Linked DNA regions of Mus musculus: region 1 is linked to region 2. The links are chromatin loops, found by intact Hi-C in ENCODE. Cell type or tissue: left cerebral cortex. All regions are shown on one strand.

Region 1 (2,500 bases), 300 kb before region 2:
TCGTTCATTTGCATGGTTCAGGACCATGAGCTCCTGCTTCTACTTCCCAAGTGCTTGATTGGCTATAGCCAATATGCACTGTAAGCTTATTAGTAATGAAAACTACTACATGTGAAGATCAGGAATCTATACGTGTGCTTCTATATAAGTCCGAATGAAGGAAGAGCATGCTAAGAATAAGCACAGGGTGGGGATGGGAAGCTGGCATTGCAGCCCACACCCAGCAGGGGCCACTCCTGCTTCATCCAGTGTCCAGAGCAGCTTTCTGCCAGCCATGGAGGCTTTAGCACTTCCCACGTCACTGAAGTTCCAACTATGGGATGCCTTGGATGGAGAACCACGTGTTGCTTAATCATAGGGGTGAGTTCTGAGAAATGACAGGCTGCTGACTGTCCTGCTCTGAGAACACCACAGAGTGTACTTATACAAATTAAGTGGCCACGAGATCCCTAGGCAACAGACTCTTAAGGGACCATTGTGCTATGTGGTGTGATATCGTTATGTCACGTGTGGCTATGGAAACGCCTTGGACTCACATCATGATGCTAAGTATGTCTTTATAATGTTTATCATAGAGCTTTATGTGCAGGTAAGTCGAAACACTGTATGTAAAACAGGAGGAAAACATCCCTTCTAAAATGAACAACCACTCTTCAACATGGAGTACCAAGAAGATGGAGATGTTCATCACTTGGGATCGAACAGGCCTGGGATGGTAGGGGAAGCATGAGCCACACCAGAGAGGGGAGCAGAGTGGCTCAGTGAAGACAGAGTAAGACAGTGTGTCCTCAGGGTAAAATCAGGAGCATGGGGTAGGGGTCTGCTGGCTGCATCCTCCTGGCTTCACTTTTTAGTGACACTCCACCTCCCCATCTTTGAGTTGCAACTTAAAGGGAACAAACTCACTTAAGTGGGTGTGCCATGGGAGCTATTTCAGGATGCACCAGAAGAGGGCGCCAAGCTAAAAGTTAATCGAAAAGCCTTTGAACCGGATGGCTTCCTCCCTGGACCAGAGCAGACGGCTCTGTTCACCTCTTCTATTGTACTTAAGATCTCCAGGCTGGAGCACAGAGTCAACAACAAACAGGCAACCTTGAGCCCTTCTGATTTCAGCACTTTAGAAGAGATGAGGCATTGCCACACACCCCCCCCCATTTGCACACACTAAGGCACACCCATGCACTAAGAGAACTGCCATAGGAGGAGGGGCTGCACAGTCTACCTGGAGGTGCACTGGAGATGCCTATCCCATGGCTGTAGGGGACTCAGCTTAAGAGGGGCCCGAGTGAGTAGCACTGTAGGCCTCCTCACAGGACACATGCTTCACAGGTGGGCACTTTCTTCACCCCTCAAGCTTGGGCATGGATTCTACCTTGAGTGCATTGCATGCCATAGATATGCACCGTGATGCACATTCGCATGCATACAGATACATCTAGCACAGTCTATAAAATGCCTCCTAGACCGTTTCCTAATCTATAAAACGTGGATAAAAGCTAACACCTGCTACACAGGGCTGAGGGAAACTATAAGTGGAAGGAGAGATATGCCTTTGCTGACTGATACTCTGTATGGAGAAAAGGGGCACACACACCTTCAAGTACTCAATGAATAAACATGTTAAGTAACCAATAACTTCACCCTTCCTTGAGGAAGAGGCATGAATAAATTATGAGTTCATGTCGATTGAGACTGAACAAATGTTACAAGGCTGGGAAACCCTCCAGACTAGAAAGCTCGCTAGAGAAGCTGCCAGAGCTCAGCCTCTGCTCCGGTGCCAGGCAGGTGCTCACACTGCCATCCAGGTGGGAGCGGTGCCTTCTCTGCCTTCTCTGCCACCGTGAGGCTGTAGGCAGGAAGCTGGGTCTCTGGTCACTCGTCATTACATACACTGGCAAAGATTTGCCAATTACCTGGGCTAAATGCCATTTCTGGAAGTTTCACTTCAAAGATGATGCTATGTGTCACGTCTCTAGCTCCCTGCATGGTGCGGTCCCGAAAGCAGAGGACTTCAACGGACTGGAAACTGCCGCTCCTGTTGTCCGCGATGGATTTGCATTGAGTTCATATGATTAAGAAAGGAGAAGAAAAAGAGCAGGCATAAGTGCTTTCTAGAGTGGCTGCTGAGAATCCAAGGCATGCAATCACTCTCGTCTGACCTCTTTAACCTGAGAGGGACCTTGGGCACATCCGTGCAGGCAGCCTCTGTCTGTGCATTTACAGTCTGGCTGCCACATTAGCTGGACTCCCCCTCCCCTGCCCCAGGTGAATTTCCTATAGCAGTCACACAACAGATAGATAGCTCTGGAAAAGGAAGCTTTTAAATCTAAGGGTGGGATGCTTCCAAGAGCTTAACAAGGGACCCTCAAGGCCCTTTACCACCAGCCAGAAGCTGGCCTTCCCAGGGTATTTATACTTGTAGCATATGTGCCCGGAATGACTGAGAGTCCACATAACCAGGCTCTCTGGGGTCTGTTAATATTTATCTAGCTTTATTTTG
Region 2 (2,500 bases):
GTCCTGCGTTGGCAGACACCTCATGCAATGTGTGTGGCTGGGCTCACCCCATGCCACTCAGGATGGATGGTTGGCAACCTCTTTCCGTTTCTGCGCTAGGCAGTCGGAGCCTCTCACTATTAGTAAGTTCCTCTGGGATTTGGCTGAGCTGGCTTTCTTCCCCACCCTCCATGTGTATGTCCACCCAGTGTGGCCCCACTGGTGATCTCCGGCAAAGACCCGAGGAAGAACAGCTCCCTGCTTCAGCAACTGCTTCCTGCACAGAAGAAGGCTAAACCATCCAAAGTCTGATAAATAAGCTTGAATATGTAAATCACCAGGAATTTCACCCATGAACTTGCATTACAGTCCTATGGTAAAAGATCAGCCGTCGAGATGCCGCAGGATGATGAGAGGTAGGTCTATGCCAAAGAAGCAAAAATCGGGGTCATTTATCAAGTTAAAATGGCGGGGGAGAAAGATCACATGGTCAGGCTGACATAGGAAAAGCATCTGTAAAAGTCTACTTCCATTTATGACTAAGAAGAAAAGAAAACCCCAGAAAACCAGACATTGGGAATGTAAGGGACTTCTTCAACCTGACAGTGATTTACCACAAACCTAGAGTCAAACCATACTTAACCTGCAAATTAGAACAGCTCCTACACAGGCCTGGCAAAAGGCTCAGTGCCCATAGGACTCTTTAATTCATCATCCTGAGGACTTAGGACGAACAGGAGAATTAGAAAGGGATGGAGTTGCTCATTGTATCTCTGATCACTGTACACACCATGCTTTCTAACGAATCTACTAAGACAGTGTTTAATTAGTAAGAGGGATAGCCAATATTTCTGGCTGCAAAATCAATTTTGCAAAATGCAAATGTGCTTCCTGCAATAACAAGAAACCAACAGAACTTTAATTTAAAAGATATAAACGCCTAACAGATACAGCAGCCTCAAGCTATCAAGTACCTGGGAACATGTCTAACAAAAGATGTATTCATCAAGAGAAAATTAAGAGCCTAGCTGATGGAGACATATGCCTTTAATCCCAGTACTTAGGAGGCAGAGGCAGGTAGATTACTGAGTTGAGACCAGTCTGGTCTATAGAGTGAGTTACAGGACAGGCAGAACTGCATAGAGAAACCCTGTTTAAATATATATATATAAAATCAGAGAGAGGAGATGGGGAGGGGAAAGGGGGGAGAGACAGAGACAGACAGACGGACAGATAGATGTGGACAGAGACAGAGAGGGACAGAAACAGAGACAGAGAGGAGATATATTATTATGAATTCATTCTCTTAAAATAGTTACAGAGCTCTAACAACATAGTTACAGAAACCCTACAATGAAAAGAGGTACAATGTTCATGAAAGACTTAACACTACACATTCCACCCTCTAGAGGGCAACAAGGAGCTTGACAATAACAACGGGGACTTGGAAATCAGAGTAAACTCTAAACTCAGTAAACTCTGGTCTTCCACCAGGGGCAGTGATCTGGGGAGACCTAGGTAGCCTTGGATGGAAGGTCTAGAAAGCCCTGAATCACAGCAAGGTATCAACATGGGAGGAGCAGGGATTCCTGTAGGAAGCAACTCAATGACAGCAACCCACCCAGAGACCCATCGAAGGCAGAAGCAGGGATGCTGGGGACCCTGTTGCCTAGCATCCCTCTGTTGTTTGACTCCACCGCTGCCAGCCACAGCACAGAAGGACCTGAGGTTCCATCTCACACTGCTTTTAGACTCTGGTGTGTATTTATCTTGTTTGTAGAAATCGCTACAAGCATCCACACTGTTCCATCACTCCTTTTGAACCTTAGTTTCCTCCCCTGAAAGTAAGAACAGGTATTCCTGCCTCCCTGTTAGGAGGAAACAAATACTAAAACACTCTTGTAGAGTGTTGTCTAAATACAGGGCATTCTTCTGGCTTGTACTATTGCTTCTTTGTAGACTGTGGGTAAGAGAATAACATTCTATTTCTTAGGCTGGACAACAGTATCCTTCCACTATCTGTCTCTCTCTCCAAAGGCATCACTGAGTCCTTTACTCTGGTCATAACATTTCATCAATTAGTTCTCACAGCAAACCCTAGGGGAGGTGTGTGCTATCCGGCTCCATTCTACAGAAGAAAAAGCCAAGGCTCAGTTCTCCATTAGGCATCCATAACTGCCTTTCGTAAGAAAGACACCGTCCCTGCTCTACAGAGTCATCCTCTAGTTGGAAACCCATCCAAACCTCACAGATGAACTGGCAGACCCCCACATCCAAACTCAACTCCAGTTGACGCCAGTGGCTACACTTTCAACTCATCTCTGGAGTTGCCTTCATCTTCCTCTCCCACTCCATCCTCTTTAACGACACAGTGGTTGCTAGCACATTCTTCTAGCTGAAACAAGGTGCAAGGGCCCTTGCCATGAAAGCAAGTGAGAGCTGTTAGCTTCTTCGGTCCATGTGATCCTCCTGCAGGATCATTGGAGAATTACTAAGGGATTGATGAATGCACACAAAAGGC

The links. Peaks named below come from ENCODE experiments on the same cell type or tissue, not always from the same donor. Only the 100,000 strongest peaks of a DNase experiment are listed, where the experiment ranks them.
Region 1: it touches region 2 in a loop (2.8-fold over the local background); 10 of 42 quality-filtered maps call a loop at or near these places.

The regions. Positions count from the first base shown.
Region 1 is chr6:114,696,566-114,699,065 of GRCm38, reverse strand. Atg7 (autophagy related 7) reads right to left here. Exons shown (of 19, transcript NM_028835.5): 9 at 1,914-2,035. Among named protein-coding and RNA genes, the nearest start is that of Gm52917, 37 kb to the left of the region's middle. In left cerebral cortex, CTCF peaks have their summits at 222 (motif pointing right) and 948 (motif pointing right); DNase peaks (open chromatin) are centred at 269, 946 and 1,828.
Region 2 is chr6:114,401,260-114,403,759 of GRCm38, reverse strand. All of the region lies in intron 1 of Hrh1 (histamine receptor H1), which reads right to left. Among named protein-coding and RNA genes, the nearest start is that of Hrh1, 4.6 kb to the right of the region's middle. In left cerebral cortex, CTCF peaks have their summits at 1,392 and 2,465; a DNase peak (open chromatin) is centred at 2,489; H3K27ac peaks cover 1,486 bases.